Regions from separate parts of the Homo sapiens genome. Here region 1 is linked to region 2. A link is a contact called in ENCODE Hi-C or POLR2A ChIA-PET data. All regions are on one chromosome and are shown on one strand. The core of a region is the stretch at or near the end of the contact, and the rest is flanking DNA. Distances in the headings are between cores, read along the strand shown.

The links. Hi-C counts contacts between places; a loop is a spot of excess contacts on that map. ChIA-PET counts read pairs that join two places held with the same protein, here RNA polymerase II (POLR2A). Pooled maps may share reads with other maps.
Region 1: a loop to region 2 is called in a pooled map, with 2.0 times the contacts of the local background. The contact joins two enhancer-like sites. A Hi-C loop is called at or near these places in 1 of 50 pooled maps. POLR2A ChIA-PET finds 5 or more read pairs at or near these places in 2 of 52 experiments (AG04449 and AG04450).

The regions. Positions count from the first base shown.
Region 1 is chr17:17,534,215-17,537,475 of GRCh38, forward strand. All of the region lies in intron 2 of PEMT (phosphatidylethanolamine N-methyltransferase), which reads right to left. Among named protein-coding and RNA genes, the nearest start is that of RASD1, 39 kb to the left of the region's middle. RefSeq lists an enhancer at 1,658-3,261. Within about 2 kb of position 1,922, at least 14 of the 41 ENCODE cell types and tissues checked have a DNase peak (open chromatin) inside an H3K27ac peak, as active enhancers do.
Region 2 is chr17:17,414,931-17,418,222 of GRCh38, forward strand. No RefSeq gene overlaps it. Among named protein-coding and RNA genes, the nearest start is that of MED9, 60 kb to the right of the region's middle. RefSeq lists an enhancer at 1,621-1,765 and a cis regulatory region at 1,688-1,698. Within about 2 kb of position 1,306, at least 17 of the 41 ENCODE cell types and tissues checked have a DNase peak (open chromatin) inside an H3K27ac peak, as active enhancers do.

The DNA of each region.
Region 1 (3,261 bases), core at 672-3,171, 120 kb after region 2:
AAGTAAACAAACTACGGTGAATGGATACAATGGAATACTACTCAGCACTAAAAAGGAACTACCAGTCCATGCAAGAGCATCCATCACCCACAAAATAACTATGCTGAGTGAAAGAAGCCAGACAAACATAGAGTATACTGTATGATTCCATTTTCATAAAATTCCTGAAAATGCAAACTAATGTCCAGTGACAGAAAGCAGATCAGCAGCAGCCTGGGTTAGAAAGGGCAAGAGGGGCTGGGGGGATCTCAAAGGTGGGAATGGATATGTTCACAGTCTTAACCTGAGTACGTGCCTCCTGGCTGTAGAAACACATCAAAACTCAAATTGTAGGCAGGGCACAGCGGCTCTTGCCTGTAATCCCAACACTCTGGGACTTTGGGAGGCCAAGGCAGGAGGATTGCTTGAACCCAGGAGTTTGAGACAAGATTGGGCCAGATGGTGAGACCCCCATCTCTACAAAAATAAAAACATTAGCCAGTGCAGTGGCACATGCCTGTAGCCCCAGCTACTCTGGAAGCTGAGGTGGGAGGATCACTTGAGCCCAGGAGTTCAATGCTGCAGCACGAATGCACTCCAGCCTGGGCGACAGAGCAAGACCCCATCTCTAAAAAAGGCAACTCAAATTGTATGCTTCATATAGGTGCACTTTGTTGTAAGTTGGTTATTCCTCTATAAGGCTATTTTATTTTATTTTATTTTATTTTATTTTATTTTATTTTTTGAGATGGAGTCTCGCTCTGTCACCCAGGCTGGCACAGTCTCAGCTCACTACAACCTCTGCCTCCCGGATTCAAGCAATTCTCCTGCCTCAGCCTCCAGAGTAGCTGCGATTACAGGTGTGCGCCCCTATGCCTGGTTAATTTTTGTATTTTTAGTAGAGAGGGGTTTCACCATGTTGGCCAGGCTGGTCTCAAACTTCTGACCTCAGGTGATTCACTAGCCTTGGCTTCTCAAAGTGCTGGGATTACAGGCTGAACCACCACGTCTGGCCTGTAAGGCTATTTTAAAATGAAATTATTAATTTTGCTGAATGTTTAATGTATTATATTATTAAAAGTCCTTACTTATGGCCAGGCATAGTGGCTCACATCTGTAATTCCAGCACTTTGGGAGGCCGAGGCGGGTGGATCACGAGGTTGGGAGATCAAGACCATCCTGGCCAACGTGGCGAAACCCCGTCTCTACTAAAAATACAAAAATTGGCCAAGCATGGTGGCATGTGCCTGTAATCCTAGCTACTCAGGAGGCTGAGGCAGGAGAATGGCTTGAACCCAGGAGACGAGGTTACAGTGAGCTGAGATCGCGCCACTGCACTCCAGCCTGGGCGACAGACTGAGACTCCGTCTCAAGAAAAAAAAAAAAAAAGTCCTTACTTGTTAGAGATACATTCTGCATTTCATATGCATGTGAGATATTTACTGATGAAATTTGATGTCTGGATTTGCTTTAAAACACTCTAGTGAAAGGAAGCAGACAGGAGTGAAGGGGAAGAGGCGGAGAGGGGGCAGAAGACAGATGAAACAAGAATGACATATTGTGAGAGAATTCTTGAAGCTGGGCATTGGGTACGGTGGTGCAGGGGTCATTAAACGGTTCTAGTTTAGTGTATGTTGCATATTTTTGAAAATAAAAAGTTAGAAGGCAAATCCAGGCTTCACTGTTTCCCAGCTGTGTGAGCTCAGGCAGGTCCCCAACTTCCCTAAGGGTGACAGTCCCCATCGGTGAGCAGGGGATGCCCCTGCCCTCCCTTGGGTTCTGTGAGGGCCTTGGTCCAGTGTCTGGCAACGACTCCCTTATTCTGCCACTGTCTCCCCAAGGGCCTACAATCTCCTTAACTGTGGCATGCAGGCCCTGTGCCACTGCACTGACTGTGGCATGCAGGCTCTGATGACACCCACAGCACAGTGACGTCAGCCGACACTGGCACAGGGCCTGCTGCACACCAGGCGCTGGGGTGAGTGCAGCCATGTATCCTATTCAATCTGCATGCCAGCCCCACGGGGGACGTCCGATAGTGTGCCTCCCTTGCAGGACTTGCCAAGGACACACAGTGAGTAAATGGATTGTAACTCAGGTCTGGCTTCAGTTATGACCCCTGCCACATGCTGTTCCTGAACATTCTGGGGCCTCCCAACTCTGATGGGGGAATCTGTGCCAATCTGACTTCACGGGACCATCTCCCCTCACTCAGACCCCAGCCTCTGTCCTTGGCTTCACCCAACAAGCTCAGGCCAAGTTCAAAGGCCTCCTCTGTCTGCCTCCGGGTCCGAAGCACAACCAGGCAGTCCCCAACCTTCCTCCTGCACACGGGAGCCCCAGGGTTGCTTGTTACCTCTATCAAGAACTCAGCAGCCCCGCAAGGAACAGACCAGCAAAGGTGACCTCATGGGAGTGTCCATGCCCTGGCTGGCTCCTGTGGGTTTGAGCAGAGGGAAATGGTACAGAGCTGTCCCTTCCTCACCCAGTGGGAAAGTCAATGGTGTTCCTCTCATGAGGGCCTGCTACACCTGCCCGTCCACCAGGTGCGACTCATGCTCTGTGCTCCCTGCATCCACTGAAATGGTCCATTGGCCCCGTGGGACCTGGTATGGCCGGGAGCAGGATGAGGCTGGCCTGGCAGTGTCAGCCCCTACTCAGGGCGGCTCTGGTTCATGGTGCTGTCGGGTCTGGCCCAGTCTGAGTGGAAGGCAAGAGGCTCACAGCCCGAAACCCTTCACCAGTGCCAGCACCCAGCCCGGGAAGTCAGGGAGTGCGGGGTCTCCCTCAGCAGGTAAGACGGCCTCAGCTGCCCTTACAGGCCGGGGGGCACGGGAGGGACAGGGTGTCTGCTACGTGCTCCACTGACGGGTCCCACTGGAGATTTCAGGCTGGACGATGACAATACATTTTGCTCCTTTTCCCTGTCTGTCTGAGGGTCTCTGAGCCCTGCTTACACAGATGGCTCTGTCCTGAATGTGGGGCTGCTGCTGCCCTGGAAAGAAGGAGGGAGCCAGCATGCTCAGAGTCCAGCTCGGAGGTGGGAGCCCAGAGCTCCTCGAATCCTGCCCTGCTCCTGTGAGGAGGACCCACCTGCTCCTGGGCCTGGCCCCCTTTGCCTTCCCCTTGCCCTGCTACTAAGAACCCCCCACCGGCCAGAGGGCAGATGCTGTCCCTGCAGGTTCCCAACCCCTGCCCTCCATGGGTGACTGTGGTCCAGCGACAGCAGAGGCCAGCTCCAGCCCAACACACCGGGCTCCCCCAAGCCTAGCCCAGCCCAGC
Region 2 (3,292 bases), core at 56-2,555:
TTTGACAAAATGTGAATCTCCAATTATTTTGTGCAGCAGACATTTCAGAGGCAGAATGGTGGGAGGCTGTTGAATGGAGGGTGCACTGGATACTTTAGGCAAATTACTCGATTGAGCATAGCCTGTTTCTCCTTTGTAAAGTAGAGAAGACAGTGCGTACTTTCTCCATTTCACTGTTTTCTTCTGTGGATCAAAATGAGACAGCATTAAAGCACTCTGTGGTAGGGGTTGTTCCCAGTCTTAAGACTTCTTGGATCATGAAACATGACACAACATGGATGAAACTTGAAAATATGAAGCTAAGTGAAAGAAGCCAGGCACAAAAGACCACACGTTGCATGATTCCATTTATATGAAATGTCCAGAATAAACAAATTCATAGAGACAGAAAGTAGATTAGTGTTTGCCAGGGGCTGGTGAGAGTGTGGTTAGGGGGGATTGGTGAGTGACAGTTCATGGGTATAGTGTTTCTTTCTGGAGTTGATGAAAATATTCTGAAAGTAGACAGCGGTGCTATATATAGTGGGGATAGGAGTGAATATACTAGAAACCATTGAATGGTACACCTTATTTTTGTTTCATTTATCATTATTATTTTTTTGAGGCAGGGTCTCCCCTTTATCACCCAGGCTGGAGTGCAGTAGCATGATCATGGCCCACTGCAGCCTCAAACTCTTAGCTCAGGTGATCCTTCCACTTCAGCCTCCCAAGCAGCTGGGATCACGGGCATGCACCACTATACTCAGCTAATTTTTAAGTTATTTGTAGAGATGGAGTCTCCTTATGTTGCACAGGCTGGTCTTGAACTCCTGAACTCAAGTGTTCCTTGTGCCTCAGCCTCCCAAAGTGCTGGGATTACAGGTTTGAGCCACTGCACCTGGCCAATGGTACACTTTAAATCAGTGAATTGTATGGACTGTGAATTATATGTCAATAAAGCTGTTATAAAGAAGAAAAGAGCATATGCTCAGATCACTAGATATTTTGAGTTTTCAAGAGAAGCAGTGTTTCAGGATTAGGTTAGCTACCTATAACAGTAACTTCACCATTACAGTGGCTTAAGTAAGAAAGAAGTGCATTTTTACTTATGGAGAAGTCAGGAGGTAGGTAGTTCAGGGCTGGTTTTGTGGCTTCTTAGAGTCTACAGGGACTTAGGTTCTTCTCTCTCCTGTGCCATTCTCAGCCAGTGGCTTCCACTGTCAAGGCCAATTCAGAGTTCAAAATGGCCACTTGTTTTTATCCAGGCAGCAGGAAGAAGAAAGGAGGAAAGAATGAAAGCCACCCCCTAACCCTTGCGCCACCTTCTTCTTTCATCTCATTGGCCAAAACTGAGTCACATGGTCTCACTTTGCCACAAGGGAGGCTGGGAAATGTAGTCTTTTAGTTGGGCACATTGCTGCGCTGTCTAAAAATCAGGATTTGTAATTAAAGAAGCAGGGAAAACATCAGCTTGGTAAACATCAGCATCTGCCACTGCTTTTAGGTGAAATTCTGGTTGGTAATTTGACCCCCCCTTTTTAAAAATACCTTGCAGAACAAACTGAACACACCTGCAGTCTGGACTCACTGCAGGTAGGCCTGCTGGATTGGCTGTGGCTCTGTGGGGAGATGGGAGTGGGAAACCTTGTCCACTATGGCTTTGCAGATGTCAGTGGTTTGAAAGCAGCTATAGTTAAAATAAGGACAGTGCTGAGTCACTGTGAGGTGGTGGAGAGAGAGAACACACAAGTGCTTGGCAAACACAGAGAGCACAAACACACGAAGTCACAGTGTGGCTCTGCCACCGCATGGTTCAGACAAAAGCTCTGGGCTCTGCACAAAGGCTCCACAGCATCCAGGCTGCTGGGCAGACAGGAAGGGGCACAGCAATCTGAGTCATGGCGCCCTTCCTGTTGTGTTCTGCGTTTGCATTTTCTTTGAATATAAACCAAAAGCATTACAAACTATAGATGTAATTTGGACATGAAGGAACAAGGACAAAAAGTCAATAATTACTCACTCTGGACATGACCTTGTCACTGCCTCACCTTCACTTCCGGCAAGGCAAGAGCCATTCACGCTACTAATGACGTCTCCCGGGAAGATCGCATAATAAGCCTTGGTCAGAAAGCTGTATTTTTTGATAGGCAGGAAGCCCATGGACCTTTACTGCAATGTGTTCCGCAGGCTGCTCTAAGTTGCTGAGAAGGCCTCTTGGGGAGAGGAAGCGGGCCTTGGGTAGGGTGGCGTGGCGCTGTCAGATGCATCATGCCTACTCCCCAGGTGCAGGAAGGCTCAGGTGTGCAAGTCCAGAGGGTCGAGGAGTGCTGGGCCAGCCCAAGACAGGCCATAGAGGTTCCAGCATTGTCCTGAGCTCGCAGAGTGACTTTCTTTTCTCATTTTCAAAAGATGAGGCTGTGCGAAACTTCTTTTTGGAGCATCTCCCTTGCTGTCAAACCAAGTCTCTCATCTTCTAGGAGTCAGTCTTTTCATGGTGGCAGATCTTGGAGTTAGACAAGCCTGGCTCAATATACAGCTCCAATTATTTATTGTATCCCAAAATGCAGTGGCTTGAAACAGGCCCATTTGATTAGATATGAATTTGGGTAGGTGGACCTCCATCAGAAGGTCTTTCGGTTCCACATGGCTGTGGTTGGGGCTCATTCAGGGGTACTTACCTAGCCACTGGTGTGGGTCTAGAGGGTACCTGGTGGCTTGGGTGGTGCCTGGAAGACTGGGCTCCTCTGGGGCTCTCCACATGGCCTTCTCAGCCCAGTAGCTGGACTTCTGACATGGCAGCTCAAAGCTCCAAGAGATGGGAAACGGACCCAGAGATGGATTCTTAGTCCACTGCTGTCTTACTCATCCTCAATTTAAAAGAAACACTGGAGGCAGTGTTAAAGATTCATACCCCCAAACAGCCCCAATTTTCCATCCCCAACCTGTATCCATTTCCTTTGAATGTCATATACAGTAGCCTTGACATAAGTAATTCCATCTTAGAAGAAGTCTGAATCTTACATTTCGCAAGGCTCTTTGCCAACAGGGAACAGATGTTTTGCCTGATCAATAAAGATTGCAACCGGCCAGATAAGGACATAACCAAACACACCCTGCCACTGTCAGTCCTCACCAGAGGACTCTGTGGCCATAAAAAGAGCTGGACTTCCACCGCTCATAACAGCTGTCTTGATAAGCGCCTGGCATCTGCCTCTAAAGACTCTGCCTACATCAAAGACTCTTCCTTGCAAAGCTGTGATGCTGCTGAGCTGCCCAAGCCAGACCAGAATATTCTTTTTGTTCACATCGCTCT